Regions from separate parts of the Homo sapiens genome. Here region 2 is linked to region 1. A link is an interaction called in ENCODE POLR2A ChIA-PET data of the cell type or tissue named here. Cell type or tissue: GM12878. All regions are shown on one strand. Each heading gives the region's core, and the rest is flanking DNA. Links, peaks and the distances in the headings are about the cores only.

Evidence for each region. Peaks named below come from ENCODE experiments on the same cell type or tissue, not always from the same donor. Only the 100,000 strongest peaks of a DNase experiment are listed, where the experiment ranks them.
Region 2: POLR2A ChIA-PET joins it to region 1 with 10 read pairs; 2 of 35 experiments call an interaction of 5 or more read pairs at or near these places.

What each region holds. Positions count from the first base shown.
Region 1 is chr21:29,054,553-29,062,898 of GRCh38, reverse strand. CCT8 (chaperonin containing TCP1 subunit 8) reads left to right here. Exons shown (of 15, transcript NM_006585.4): 9 at 343-409; 10 at 484-571; 11 at 656-771; 12 at 1,332-1,403; 13 at 1,482-1,646; 14 at 2,239-2,358; 15 at 6,347-6,573. The coding sequence ends at 6,424. Among named protein-coding and RNA genes, the nearest start is that of CCT8, 15 kb to the left of the region's middle. In GM12878, for the core only: no CTCF peak of the experiment used is centred there; no DNase peak of the experiment used is centred there.
Region 2 is chr21:29,221,479-29,229,824 of GRCh38, reverse strand. All of the region lies in intron 1 of LINC00189 (long intergenic non-protein coding RNA 189), which reads right to left. It also overlaps the pseudogene GAPDHP14. Among named protein-coding and RNA genes, the nearest start is that of LINC00189, 32 kb to the right of the region's middle. In GM12878, for the core only: no CTCF peak of the experiment used is centred there; no DNase peak of the experiment used is centred there; H3K27ac peaks cover 1,174 bases.

The sequences.
Region 1 (8,346 bases), core at 55-8,054:
AAAATTTTCTATATGCTGTTGAGTTTTGTAAGGGTTTCTCTGGTGTTTTAGAACTATAAACCACTGACATCCTAAAGTGACTTCCATTCTCCCAATTCTAGAACAATGCCATACAACACAGGCTTAAGATGTGGTACTATTGGCCAGCTGGACTCACTCAGAGAGTCAGGAATCAGCTTCCTGGCCTTAGTGTTCATTGCAATCCAGACATGTTCTGAGTTAAAATCCATTGTCAAAGGAATGTGACATGGGGGCTGGTATACAGGTTCCTCTTTAATTTGAACTTTATATGCTATCTGAAATTGATTAAAACTTTTATTAAGGTCTTTGTGTTTTTTAAAGGCTAAACTCAAAATGGGATCTCCGAAGACTTTGTAAAACTGTTGGTGCTACAGCTCTTCCTAGATTGGTATGTATTTTGGAAAACACTAAAAGATAGTTGAACAAGATGGAATTTTTATTACAACAGTCACTTTCTTACAGACACCTCCTGTCCTTGAAGAAATGGGACACTGTGACAGTGTTTACCTCTCAGAAGTTGGAGATACTCAGGTGGTGGTTTTTAAGCATGGTATGTAGGAATGGTAAAACATGTTTAAGTGTAGGGCTTTAGCTTCTTGTATTTAATCACCAAATATATTTAATTTTTTGATAGAAAAGGAAGATGGCGCCATTTCTACCATAGTACTTCGAGGCTCTACAGACAATCTGATGGATGACATAGAAAGGGCAGTAGACGATGGTGTTAATACTTTCAAAGTTCTTACAAGGGTCAGTATCAGCAATATTCTTAGTAGTTTGTAAGGTCTGAGTAATTTGTATGGTCTTAAAAGTACAGTTTGCAGACTCTTGCACATCATGAGAACTTCAGAATGAGTGGTTTATATGAAATGAAGCACCTGTTTTTGTTTTTACCTAAGACTTAAGTGTCCATTGTTAGTGAATATGATAGTTTCCAAAAAAGATTGTACAGAGGAGTTAACAGCAAAACAGAGCTTTAAAAAAAATTGTTTATCGTTGTTTTCCATTGTAATGTACTGTTAGTTGCTAAAGCAGTTCTTAGTGCTATATCTGTGGATATGCAAAAATGATACGGTACTATTCCCATTCTTCACTTTGGTCCTTTTCATACACCAGACACTGTGCACTAAGAAAATTTGCCCCACCCACTCATTTTTACCAAATTTGTAATATGTATTTGAGTAACAATGACTGATAAAAACTCCTGTTTGGTGGGGTACTGGAATGTGAAAAGATTAGAAAACTGCAAACTGATTTTTAGTGAATTTGTTTTGTGTTCATTTTTTTTTTGGTGGGGGCGCTACATACAGGATAAACGTCTTGTACCCGGAGGTGGAGCAACAGAAATTGAATTAGCCAAACAGATCACATCATATGGAGAGGTACAGCTTTTTCTGTATAAATTGACTTTCTTTCCATTGCTTGAATAAAAGACAGTAATTAACGCATTTTTGTTTTAGACATGTCCTGGACTTGAACAGTATGCTATTAAGAAGTTTGCTGAGGCATTTGAAGCTATTCCCCGCGCACTGGCAGAAAACTCTGGAGTTAAGGCCAATGAAGTAATCTCTAAACTTTATGCAGTACATCAAGAAGGAAATAAAAACGTTGGATTAGATATTGAGGTATTTGAAAAAACACTGAACTTAAATTGCTTTATTTGGGGAATGCACAACCTAAAAATAGTATGAGTTTAAAAGAAATATCAATGAGAAACAGTGTTCTGATTTGGGAGCAGATTATTTTCTTAGTTTTTACATAGGTTGTCTGATGGAGGAACGTTTCATTTTCCTTCTGTTTTATTGATAGTCTTTTGTTCTGTAGTGTGTAGTCAGCCCAGTTCTGTATCCATTGATTCAACCAACCACAGATTGAAAATATTTGGAAAAACTAAAGACATTTAAAAATACACTATAACAACTATTTACACTATGTTATATAATTAATCTGGAGACGATTTAAAGTATATGAGAGGATGTGCATAGATTATATCCAAACACCATGCCATTTTATGTAAGGGATTTGAGCATCCACAGATTTTGGCATCCTTGGAGGTGCTAGAACCAATCCTCACATACTAAAGGATGACTCTATAAGGTAGGACTGTGCTTGGTTACTTTCCAGTACTATTTAAGGAGCTATGTGAGGCTTTTTGTGGGTGTAAACATTTTCACATAAAAGGATTTTAAATGAAAGGATGAAAATTGTGTTTGACAGGCTGAAGTCCCTGCTGTAAAGGACATGCTGGAAGCTGGTATTCTAGATACTTACCTGGGAAAATATTGGGCTATCAAACTCGCTACTAATGCTGCAGTCACTGTACTTAGAGTGGATCAGGTGAGCAAAGTGAAATTTTGATCTTTAAAAATACTCATTTGCATACTGTTTAATAGTATATTTTCCCAGAACTAGAACATAGCATAGTTCTAATTCAAAGGATTCTTAGTCCTCACCTATTAGAGATACTATGTGCCCCCCTCCAATTTTTTTCTTCTATTATAAATTGTATTGAATATATAACTTTCAAACCTTTTAGCCTTAGAACCCATTTGTACAAATAATTTAGAGAGTAAATTTAATATATAATACTAACATGGAATTTGGAAGGACCATAAAGCTCTCAAGCAGACATTGCAGACCACCAGCTTGAAGGAAAATGGAGTCTCTAGCTGTCTGCAGATAAGAGGACTGGGCATTGAAAATTTTTTCTGCTATGACAAATTACAGCTTGAGATACTAAAAGATGTTAAAGGTGTTTAAAATCATATTTCTACCCTTTTTTTTTTTTTTTTGAAGAATTGTGGTAGACTGTTCTATATATAGAAGTAAACCTGAAATCATAATTATTTTTCCAAAAGGTATTTTCTGGCAAACTTAATTAAATACATTTCCCCACAAAATTCTAGAAGTAATTAATAAGCAATGACTATTTATAAGTACTTAATAGAAAATTTTAATTTGCTAGAGGGACAGTATACATCCATTAGGTAAAAGTCATATGTCATATTAAAGGTGGAGTAAGTCCTAAGTAGAAATCAGTGGAAAGACATTTCAGCTTTTAAGTACAGTAAGGACCAGTTGGTGGTAATTATAACAAATTTATTGGAAGAACTATGATAGCAAGAGATGACCAAAAATGGAACTGGATATTTAGTTTCAAGTCATTGAAAATAAGCAGAAACTAGATGTTTATGTACCAGATTAACGGGTTTCTCTGTCAGCTTATTAGGTGATTTTCAATGGAAGAATATGTTTGAGTTCTTAAATAGAAACCTAAGAAAATACTTATTCTAGAAATTAGAATGTGGCTAAGAATAAAAGGGGAAACCAAAAATAGCAGGGACGGAAGAAGCTAAGTAGACTGCAGCATAAGGAACGCAGAAATTCCAACTGTGTTAGGAACTTTGAATGTCAATTATTCAAGCAAGACAATAACCACCACCCTTGGTCACAAAGGCAGTTTGAATTTTGGCTTTAAACTAGGAAGTCTGCTTTATCTTATGGTAGGGGAAGTTGTTGGTTGATCTGTTCCCCCAGTCTTTGCACTCTATGTGAAGTATGTATCTAAAGAACCCATCCAACTGTATTAACCAGTTTGTGTATATAGTGTATAGTATAATGAACCTAAATTTGTATAGTATATATTCTAGAAAAGGAATTGCACATCAAGCTTTAAGCATTGGATAGTGTAGTACGGACTGGATTAATCTTTGTTGGAATGTCTATTTCACTAGTTCTCAAAGTATGGTCCCAAAATAGTATCAACATCACCTGAGAACTTGTTAGAATGACAGTTCTCAGCCAGGTATGGTGGCTCACACCTGTAGTCCCAGCTACGCAGGAGGCTGAGGTGGGAGGATCACTTGAGCCCAGGAGTTGAAGGCTGCAGTGAGCTGTGATCACATCATGGCACTCCAGCCTGGTTGACAGAGTGACACTCCATCTTTTAAAAAACTAAAAATAAATAAGAAATACAGATTCTTGGAGGCCAGGCGCGGTGGCTCACGCCTGTAATCCCAGCACTTTGGGAGGCCAAGGCAGGAGGATCACGAGGTCAGGAGGTTGAGACCATCCTGGCTAACATGGTGAAATCCCGTCTCTACTAAAAAAAACAAAAAATTAGCTGGGCGTGGTGGCAGATGCCTGTAGTCCCAGCTACTCGGGAGGCTGAGGCAGGAGCATGGCATGAACCTGGGAGGTGGAGCCTGCAGTGAGTAGAGATGGCACCACTGTACTCCAGCCTGGGCGACAGAGCAAGACTCCATCTCAAAAAAAAAAAAAAAAGAAGAAATACAGATTCTCAGATGTCACTCCAGACCCACCAATATCAGAAATGCTGGAAGAGGCCTAGCAGTCTGTTTTAATGAGCACTTTTGATTATGGTGCCCACTAAAGTTTGGGAACTACTTGTTTTAGTGTTTGTTTCTTTTTTTTCTTTGAGATGGAGTCTTGCTCTGTCACCAGGCTGGAGTGCAGTGGTGTGATCTCAGCTTACTGCAACCGCCACCTCCCAGGTTCAAGCAATTCTGCTGCATCAGCCTCCCGAGTAGCTGGGACTACAGGCGCATGCCACCATGCCCACCTAATTTTTTTTTGTATTTTTAGTAGAGACGGGGTTTCACCATGTTGGCCAGGATGGTCTCGATCTCTTGACCTCGTGATCTGTCCGCCTTGGCCTCCCAAAGTGCTGGGATTACAGGCATGAGCCACCACACCCAGCTTTTAGTTACTTTTTAAAATCAATGTGCACTTAGGTTCTAAAATTATGCTTAATGCCTTTAATTCAGTCTGAAATTACTCTCAATTGGTAACATGTTATTCTGAGAATTTCAGGTTTAGGTATCTTTTTTGTTGTTGTTGTGATAAGGTCTTACTCTATCACCCAGGCTGGAGGACAGTGGCACAATCATAATCAGCTCACCACAGCCTCAAAATCCTGAGTTCCAGTGATTCTTCTGCCTTAACATCCCGAATAGCTGGGACTGTAGGCAGGTGCTGTCATGGTTGGCTGAGATATATATCATATATATCTGATATGTATATATCACACATATCATATGTATATATCATACATATGTATATATCATACATATCTCATATATATCATATATATCTCATATCATACATATACATGATATATATATCATACATATATGTATGATATATATTATATATGATATATGTATGATATATGTATCGTATATATGATACATATATCATATATATATTATCAAATGTTATATATATATTTTATATATATATATATTTTTAGTTTTTGTAGACTAGGTCTCACTTTGTTGCCCAGGCTGGTCTCAAACTCCTGGCCTCAAACCTTGGCCTCCCAAAGTGCTAGGATTACAGGCATGAGCCACTGCCCAGTTCAGGTTTGCAGATGGTAATTAAGATGTTTTCCAGCCGAGCGCAGTGGCTCACACCTATAATCCCAACACTTTGGGAGGCTGAGGCGGGTGGATCATGCAGGAGTTTGAGACCAGCCTGGCCAACGTGGTGAAACCCCGTCTCTACTAAAAGTAAAAACTTAGCCGGGCATGGTGATGGGCACCTGTAATCCCAGTTACTCAGGAGGCTGAGGCAGGAGAATTGCTTGAACCCAGGAGGCAGAGGTTGCATTGAGCCAAGATCGCGCCACTGCACTCTCTAGCCTGGGCAACAGAGCAAGACTCCGTCTCAAAAAGAAAAAAAAAAAAAAAGCTAAAACCTATTTATTTTAGATAAAGTAAGGTGAGGTTTGTGGCGCTTTTTTTTTTAAGTTGGGAACTTAGATTTTTGTTTATGAAAATTCCTGGCTGCTTGAATGATTCTCATTTACAGGTTTTAGAAAATTTCAGTGTTAAACTTTGTATATACTTATGTATCAACTACTTTAGATTATAATGGCAAAGCTGGCAGGTGGGCCTAAAGCTCCTAAACCACAAGGAAATTGGGACAGAGATGGTTGGCAAGACACATCTCATATATAAATAGCAAATCAGGTGCCAAACTGACCGACTTACACCAGTGATGCATGCACATATTTTCACTTTCAGCTTTTTGAGTTATTGAAGTGCATGTCTTGGAATGTTCACTAATCTCTGTGGATTTTATTGCGGTTATCCATAAAAGCAGTAAACTTTCTCATGCGCTGAAAGTTTACAATTGAATTTCTAACAAGGGAGCTAGCAAACTCTGTGCTGTAGTGTTTTATATGCAGTACATAATTATACCAAGAAGACTGCTTAATCTTAAATCATGCTAATAGAAGCATTCTTTTCATTCTAAAGGTTAAGTTGATAAGCATACTCTTGTGTGATTCTTTTTTATGCAGATCATCATGGCAAAACCAGCTGGTGGGCCCAAGCCTCCAAGTGGGAAGAAAGACTGGGATGATGACCAAAATGATTGAAATTGGCTTAATTTTTACTGTAGGTGAAGGCTGTATTTGTAGTAGTACTCAAGAATCACCTGATGTTTTCTTATTCTCCTTAAATTAAGAGTTATTTTGTGTTTGTATTCTTGGCTGGATGTTATAATAAACATATTGTTACTGTCAAAGCCTTATTGTCTAATGACCACGGTTATTGGCTCTAAATGACTTGTGTTCCTCTCAACCTTGTTAATCACATTAGCTGTGGGACTTAAGGCAAGTCACTTATGTAAGTAGAGGCCTATTACCCATGTATATCTGGCCTACTGCCTGTTTGTGTAAATAAGTTATTGGAACACAGCCATGCTCATACCATTACATATTGTCTGCAGTTGCTTTCTAACAAGGGAGTGGCAGAGTTAAGTATCTTTATTTTTGACAGAGACCAAATGGGCCTACAAAGCCTAAAATATTTACTATCTGGCCCTCTACAGGAAAGTGCTGCCAACACCTGGACTAGATTTCCAGTGTTTTTGTCACAGCTCTGGAATTCCTGACTCAAGGTGACTTGTTTCAATAGCAATTAATAATTTGTTGAAGACACTCGACTTAGCAAAGTACAAAAAAAATGCTTAGAAAATAGATAAACTGACATACAAAATTAAGTCAGTTTTCATAAAGCAGATTCTATTTTGTTAAAATCAGTAAGGAGTGTTGAAAAAGCCAAGAACATTATAAATAAATTATTATAAATAATCATACTGAATTTTATAGGACATGTGCTACTATATGTGTTGGTTATGTAAGGTCCTTAATACTGTTTGAAATTGTGTGTGTATGTATTTCTTGAGACAGGGTGTTGCTCTGTCGCACAGGCAGTGGTAAAATCTCAGCTCACTGCAACCTCTGCTGTTGGGCTCAGGCAATCCACCCACCTCCGCCTCCTGAAAAGCTGGGGACACAGGCAAACACTACCACATTTGGCTAATTTTTAAGTTTTTTGTAGAGATAGGGTCTCACTATGTTACCCAGGCTGGTCTCAAACTCCTGGGCTCAACGTTTCCTACTGCCTTGACCTCCCAGAGTCCTGGGATTACAAGCATAAGCCACCGCACCAGCCTGTTTTTAGTATTCTTTCCAAGAGATTTTAGAAGCAGTATGACTGACTGGGTATTACATAAACTCAACAGGTGTTTGTTAGGAATGATACAACTCTCATTACTGCCACAGCAAGTTAGAAATGTTCATCGTATGTCGAAGTTGTCCTCAGAGAACCTTTCAAGAAGTTCAGAGACGCTTGGTGTCCCTAAGCTCTTTGTGTTGCATGTAACTCAAACAGTGGCTGACTTGGGACAGTTCACAGGCTTTCTCTGGTATGCTGGTATTAAGGGGTTTGGTACCCAATTATACTCATAGGAGTGAGACTGGTTTGTCTTACATCTGTCCAAAATCAGTTGACCACTGGCACAGAGCAAATACAGAGTAAGGCCTTGTATACCCCAGCTTATGCACACTATGGCATCAGAAGGCTTATAAAGAAACATTGCTCCCATTTATATTCTGCTGTCAATATAGATGCTTATAAAATTAACACACTTGTATGGCCCAGCGCGGTGGCTCAAGCCTGTAATCCCAGCACTTTGGGAGGCCAAGGCAGGTGGATCACGAGGTCAGGAGATCGAGACCATCCTGGCTAACACGGTGAAACCCTGTCTCTACTAAAAATACAAATAATTAGCTGGGCGTGGTGGCGGGCGCCTGTAGTCCCAGCTGCTCGGGAGGCTGAGACAGGAGAATGGCGTGAACCTAGGAGGCAGAGCTTGCAGTAAGCTGAGATCGCACCACTGCACTCCAGCCTGGGCGACAGAGCAAGACTCCGTCTCAAAAAAAAAAAAAAAAAAAAAAAAAAAAAATTAACACACTTGTAATGAAGCTTCATTAGCCAGTCTGATGAAATATTT
Region 2 (8,346 bases), core at 18-8,017, 170 kb before region 1:
TTTTTTTTTTTTTTTTTTTTTTTTTTTTTTTGAGACGGAGTCTCGCTCTGTCGCCCAGGTCGGACTGCGGACTGCAGTGGCGCAATCTCGGCTCACTGCAAGCTCCGCTTCCCGGGTTCACGCCATTCTCCTGCCTCAGCCTCCCGAGTAGCTGGGACTACAGGTGCCCGCCACCGCGCCCGGCTAATTTTTTGTATTTTTAGTAGAGACGGGGTTTCACCTTGTTAGCCAGGATGGTCTCGATCTCCTGACCTCATGATCCACCCGCCTCGGCCTCCCAAAGTGCTGGGATTACAGGCGTGAGCCACCGCGCCCGGCCTAATAGCCGGTCTCTTAATAAATTAACCTTCTCTTCTGTACACGCCTAATTCTTCCATTGGACTTCCTAGTATGTGGTTTTTAGACCCTCCTTGCTGATCTATCATTATTTGTGTGCACTCCAGGTTAACAACTGACCATTAAAGTGTAACAGACAAATTTTAATTTAATACTCCTGCAAAGACCTGATCATTATATTTGTTACTGAACAAATAATAATTAAGAATCTACCAAGCACAATACATTGAGCTGAACATTGGGGATAAAACATGTGGTTTAGAATGCAGATCTTCAATATCTGCAGTGACTATCTCAGCTTTTGGGGGCTGTGTGGTATTTTGGTCTCACAGCAAATTTGTAATTAATTTATTTGTTTATGTCTTATTTTCGTTTTTACAAAAGCTGCTGCCACAAAGATTTTCAGATCTTATATCTTATCATTGCAGATTTGCTCTTTTAAAGCTGACAATAGTAACTTACATATTTCATGCCATTTCATAGCCAGTTGTCCAACCTGGTGAGATTACTTAGAATTTTCATCTTCAACTAGCAGCAAAAAAAGAAAAAAAAAAGAGTTCTTTTCGCTAAGCTGGCAGCTTTTTGCATTATAAATTTTTAAATTTGATAAATGTGGCTTTTATGCTTATATTCAAGTCTCCGATAACATTTTCACAGAAGTCAAAGAACAAAGAAACTTCTTTTAAGGTTGACCTCCCTTGGTTTATACCCTTTTTGTGTGACTGTCCAACTACTTAAAAAATCATCTGGAACATCAGAGGTAGCCATCCCACATGCTTTTATCTCGCTCATAAGATTATTAAAATAGGCTTTATTCATGTATAATACAATAATAAAGGTTGCCAGGGGTTCATTTGTGCTGTTTATTGTTACTTTTATGAAGAAAAATGAAGAACTGCACAGATATCTAACGGATAAGAAGGCTGAAGGAGGAACCAACCACAAAAACAACAGCAGAAACTGTCTGTAAGGAAACCACAAGGCCCAGATAGTGGGACACACCACCAAATCATGTACATCATGTACAAAAGGTCATGACAATGAAGAAATCCTTATCCCTTTGAAAACTCCCATGTTTCTAGGCAATATGCCTCTTCACTCTGCTAGGATATTGTAGAAATGTTTAGGGTGCATGAAAGGATAAGTACATTATAGGATGCAGTAGATACCATACAATGATAATAGAGATGGAGACCACCCACTTGGGTCATGGAAGATGAAGCCTTTGAGGACTTAGAGTTAAGATCTGATCATTCTTTTTGTAGACAGTCTTGAGACTGGTCCTTGCTAATTCATTTGAATTTGCTGATTACTTTATCTTATTCTGTGTGGATTTTGGCCCAATGATGACAACTGGTGGTGGGGGGGAGGGGTGGTCCCAGAACAAATAAGTGAACATTTTGTCTGCTATTTTATTGTGATCATACAATCTAGGAAACTTAGAATAGAAAGAAAATTGGAGTTTACTTTACCTGATCTATTCGAAGGAAACGTGTGTCAGTCCTGATTGATTGCCATCTTCTATTCCAAATGTTCAACAACGATCTAGCTAATAAAAAATTCTGAGAAAAGGATTTCTCAGATACACTTTTTAAATATTTGCACATTTCCAAGCTTCTTTCATCTCTGCAGTTCCCTACTGTCTCTGATAACACATCCAGGAGACCTTTATACCCTGAAAAGTAATTTACCTAATACTGGGGGTATGAGCACATTTAAAACACCTTCAGGTTCTCTTACCCTTTATTCTCCTATTCTGGGCTTGATGTTAGAGTGGGAAGAAAACAGCTTTAAATTAAGACCACATACCAGACTCCTGGTTCTGCCACTTATTAGCTGAGTTACTTTGGGAAAATTACCAACCCTCCCAAGCCTCACTTTGTTTCTCTATTCAATTGAGGGTTCCTGTTAATTCACAGAGTTACTATAAGGACAAAATGAAAATATGCAAGCAAACAAAATTAATTAAAGATATTATTCTCACATTACAATTGTTAACTTTTCCAGTTGGAATTTCATATCCCTTAATGCAAAAGATTTGAACTTCACTCAATAATTATTGAGTACTTACTATGTACCAAGATAAATATGAAAAAGATACAGTCTCTGCCTGAAGCGGGCTTAGACAAGTAAAATGTAAGTGTCAAACAGCGTGTACAGGATATTTTGAGAGTACACAGGGGACTGAGATGAGGAAGGTCAGGGAGGCCACCAAAGGAGCTTATTCTTGAATCTTCTAAGCATGTCTTAGACAGGAGAGGAGCTGTGACAAGGGAGAGCACCCCAAGCATAAAGAACAATTTGTGTAAAGTCACAGAGATGAATAAAAGCTTGGTGAAATAAACGCAATGGCTGGAGTACAAAAACAAGAGAGTGTCAACATGTGAAAATGGACACTGGCAGGGATCTGATCACAAACAAACAAACAAATAAACAAACAAAAACACAGAAAGAGCAAATGTGCCTGGGAGTTTATTCTCTATCTCAACCACTGCAGAGGGCCTCTGCTATGTTCTGTTTGTGTCCCCCAAAATTCATATGGTGAAATCCTAACCCCCAACATGATGATATTAGGAAGTGTGACCTTTTGTGGAGTGATTAGGTCATGAGGGCAGAGACTTCATTAATTGGATGAGTGCCCTTGTAAAAGAGGCTTCAGAGAGCTAGCTTGAGCCTTCCACCATGTGAGGACACAGCTAGAGGACGTCTTCTATGAACCAGAAATAGACCCTCCCCAGACACTGAATGTATTGGCATCTTGATCGTGGACTTCTCAGGCTCCAGAACTGTGTGAAACAAATGTTTATTGTTTATAAGCCACCTAAGTTTATGGATTTTTGTTATAGCAGCCTGAAAGACTAAGGCAAACTCTAAAGGATTTCCATGATAGTGAGGGGTAGATAATATTCCTAGAATCATACTTTAAAAATATGGCTTGGCTACAACATAGAGAATAGTTTAGAAGGAAGCTAAAGCCAAAGGCGGAAAAATCATTTAGAGGCTTCTGAAATAATCCTGGAAAGAAGTAAAGGGAATCTGAACAAGTGCAGTGCAGATAGGCTAGAGAAAATGGAATGCCTCCTAGAGATATTAAAAAGGCAAACTTTCAAAACTAACACACCAGTTGGGGGATTAGGGAAAGGGGATAGTGAAGTACCCCAGTTTTTGTCTTGGATAAGTGACATTTGAAAAAGAAAGGTATGTAACAGGAAAAGGAATTGGAAAACAGATGATGAAATTCATTTTGAACATATTAACTTGAGATACATCGATTTCAAGATCTAGAGGTCTTATTTTGTTTTACTTTGAGATAAAATCTAATTTTCTTGGAATTCTTTGAGATAAAATCTAATTTTCTTGGAATTCTATCAACTGAAAATTTCTATTATTTGGAACTGACTTGGCAAGATCAGGAGTGAAAGAGAATATATGACTACAAACCCCATGGATGTGAAAAAAAGATAATATATAATGGCTACAAGTAATTCTATACACATACATTTGACAACTGAGATAAAATGGACCAATTTCTCCAAAATCAATAAATACCAAAGCTTACCTAAGATGAAATAGATAACCTGGATAGTCCTAAAACTATTAAAGAAATTGAATTGATAGTTTAAACATCTGAAAAAGGTATCTCTTGGACAAATTATTTCACCAATCAGTTCTACCAAACATTTAAAAAAGAAATAGCACAAATTCCACATAAGCTCTTCCTTAGAAGAGGAGGAAACACTTCCCACTTTATTTTACAAGACCAACATTAGCTAGATACCAAATAAACAACCTAATCTTAAGGGAAAAAAAACTAAAGCAAACAAGAAACAGAAGGAACATTTTCTTTAGTTTTCTTTTTAAAAAAATTCTCTTGTATATTTTTGTTGTTTATTCATTTATATGACTCGACTGCAGTAAGAAGGAACATTTTCAAAAAAGCTTTGAGTAATAGGACAAGCTTACAATAGCCACTTGAATTTGACAAAATGAGAGCAAAAAGATTAGAATATAAAGAATGCTGTAGTATGAAACAGGAAATAAGAACCAAAATAATGTCATCAAAATTAAGCAAGCTAAAAACACAAGTTAAATAAGATCAAAAGAGCAGAAAACAAAATCAATATACTTACATTTAGAAAAAGATTGTGATAATTACAGTAATGCAAATAACATGAGGTGCTTAAAGAATCATAAAGAAACTACTAGATATGGAGGACAAAAATAGAGAGCCCAACAAATGTTAACTGATGTCTCAGAAGAAAAAATAACTCAACAGTGGAATAAGAAAAGTATTACAAAGATATATCACAAAATAAGTAACAGTCCTGAAATGAGAACTCAATTGGCACAGTGAATGAACATGAAAATTAAGTATGGACCTCTTTGATATGTATCTTTGTTAAGTTATTGAATTGTAAGAATGAAAAATAATTGTTCAGGTATCAGAAAGCTAATCACCTACAAGGAGAAAAAAAACCATACGGACCTCAGACTTCTGCAAAGCCAAACACCCAGCTAGAAATGAGAACTATCTGCAGTGTGCTGTTCAATATGACAGCTACATCTGTGTTTTGAGCACTTGAAATGTGACCACTTTAAACTGAGTTTCATTCCGAATATAAAATACATCCTGAATTTTGAAGACTTTATGAATAAAAAGGTAAAAATCTCATTAACATTTTATGTTGATTACATGATGAAACATTTATATATATTGGGTTAAATAAAATATATTAGTAAAATTAATCCAATTTAGAAATGGGCAAAGGACATGATTAGATTATTTTCTATGCCACAGTATTAACAATATGACTTAACTGTTGCTCTTTAACTCTTTAATAACCATATACCACAAAACTGGCAGAATTGCTTTTCTTTAAAATAGTCATTGAAAAATATTCTTACCCAGCAAGATTTCATTTAGAACTGAAAATTTTCAGGGTATAAAATAAGCAATTGTGTTACAATTATGATCTGCCATATGAGGTTCAAGCTTCTCCAGATGTTGACCGTGTTTGTGCTTTCTCTGCCTTTTCTCCAAGTTACTTACTGCTTTCCTCTATAGCATTAGCTATTTTTAAAAATAAGCTACTATTTTTGTTTTTCAGCTTAGGCTCTTTGGTCAACTGAGGTCAACTATCCTGGTACCGTGAGATCCCCATTTATATCATCTCACCCTAAAAATATATCCCTCCAAAGTCAAAAGATGTCTTTTTCTTTCTGAGTCATTGTATATTAGTCCGTTCTCACAGTGCTACAAAGATACTACCTGAGACTGAGTAATTTATAAACAAAAGAGGTTGAATTGACTCACAGTTCCTCATGGCTGGAAAGGCCTCAGGAAACTTACAATCATGGCAGAAGGGGAAGGGGAAGCAAGGTATGTATTACACGGTGGCAGGAAAGAGAGGAGCACGCAGGGGAAACTGCCACTTATAAAACCGTCAGATCTCATGAGAACTCACTCACTATCATGAGTACAGCATGGTGGAAACCGCCCCCATAATCCAATCATCTCCCACTAGCTCCCTCCTTCAACATGTGGGAATTACAATTCAGATTATAATTCAAGGTAAGATTTGGGTGGGGACACAGACCCAAACCATATCACACTGTGACAAGTATCTGACTCTTGAAGAATTGTTAACTACTAGAATTTCAGGCAGTAAGAAAGCACTGGGATGAGAAAATCCTTTTGTCAAAATACCTGTATTTCTTGCTGTTTCTGCTTCAGTTTTTCTCCCATGGTTAGAAAAGAGATTTTCCAGTCTTCGGGGTGGAAAGCTGTTCACAGAACACAACAAAATTGAAAGGGGCTTCCCAGTTCTCTGAGAAAAGCAACAACTGGAGCTTTATAAGAAAGTGCCTGTAACTCAATAAACAACTCAGATATTTTTTACAAGGGAGCTTAATTTCCAAAATGATAAATCCATTGCCTGATACTGATTCACATATGAACATAAAACATCTGAACTCTTTATTAAATACTATCTTTCAGTATAATTTCTTTTCTTTTCTTTTTTTGAGTACAGGAGACTTTATTGATGGTACACAAGGTGGGGCTCCCTAGGCCCCTCCCACTTCAGGGTGTTTGCCATGGAACCAGTGAGGCAGGGAGATTCTCACTGTCATGGGGGACTGGGTGTGGCATGGACTCCCCAGCAGCTGAGGGCCTCTCTTTTCCCTCTCGTGCTCTCGCTGGGGCTGGCAGTCTGGGGGCCTTACTCCTTTGAGGCCTACCACCCTATTGCTGTAGCCAAATTCACTATCATACCAGGATATGAACTTGAAAAAGTGGTTGTTGGGGGCAATGCTGATCCAGCATGGAAAGTGGAAGAGTAAATGTCACTGTTAAAGTTGGAGGAGACAGCCTGGTGCTCAGTGTAGCCCAAGATGCCCTTGAAGGGGCCCTCCAATGCCTGCATCACCACCTTCTTGATGTAATCATATTTGGCAGGTTTCTCCAGATGGCAGGTCAGGTCCATGACCGACATATTGGTGGTGAGGACATGCCAGTGAGCTTCCTGTTCAGCTTGGTAGATGCAGCACCAGTAGATGCACAGATGATGTTCTGGAGAGTCCCGCGGCTGTCGCACCACTGTTTCCCAGAGGGGCCATTCCCTGGTCTTGTAGGTGGCAGTGATGGCATGGACTGTGGTCATAAGTCATGATGCCAAAGTTGGCATGGATGACCTTGACCAGGGGTGCGAAGAAGTTGGTGGTACAGGAGGCATCGCTGATGATCTTGAGGCTGTTTTTGAACTTCTCATGGTTCACCCCCATCACGAACATGGGGTCATCAACAGACAGGGCAGAGATGATGACCATTTTGACTCCCTACTCTCAGTATGCCCCAGCCTTCTCCATGGGAGTGGGAGTGAAGATGCCAGTGGGCTCCCCAACATAATGAGCACTGGCATCACCCCATTTGCTTTTGGTGGGATCTTCCTCCGGGAACACGGTGATAGGATTTCCACTGATGACAAGTTTCCCATTCTCAGCCTTGCCAATGCCATGGAATCATACTGGAATATGCAGAGCATGTAGTTGAGGTCAATGAAAGGATCATTGATGACAACAATATCTGCTTCCCAAAGTTAAAAGCAGCCTTGGTGACCAGGCACTCAATATGGCCAAATCCGTTTAGTCTGACCTGCACTTCCACCATGGTGTCTCAGGGACACGGCTGACACTGCATGAGAAAATGTGGCTGCCAAACCGGAGGAGCAGAGAGCCTAATTTCCTTTTAAATACCTTAAGGATCTTGCTTATGAGCCCACACGTGGCCAAGATATCTTAAGCAAGGTTGCCAATCATTCATTAAGTGACAAACATTTCAATTTTACTACTTTTAATAAGTTCTACCATGTGTTTAAATATTGACCTAAATATAGTACTTTGGGCTTAAAAAGAAAAAAACACAATCCTTTTCAACTGAATGATCTACACTATGCTTCACAAGTAATCTCATGTCAATAACCATCCATTTTCTGAAACTCACTAACACTGTAATGGAGCCAGTTTATTGCCAAAAAGGAAAAGAAAAATGAAGCCCTTTGTACTCTACCAATTATTTCAATTTTCTTCTGATCTCAGCATGGCTCTGAGGCTGTGCCATCTTGGTGGCATGGTAAATTATTAGATATTTTCATGATACATTTTACTCAATGTCCATTCAAACATTAAAAAACTAATTTTCTCTCGAAGAGAAAAATCTGTTCTGGACTTCAGATAGGATAATTCTCCAGCATTCCTTAAATAGTGAGGTGCGTCATCAAACCCAAAGCGCCACACACTCAGGGTCCCTACAAAAATAGTCATTTTGTTTGCTCAGCTGCACATAACCCCACATATCTCAGCCCCATGCATGCTTGGTATATTTAGTAACCGCTCAAGTTGCTTATCTTTCTTTAGCATATTCTTTAATAATCCTAAGTAAAAAGTTTCTGCTGCTCCAAAAACACATTCCCATTTTGCTTATGGTCAATGTGTCTTGTGGTTTGAGATTCT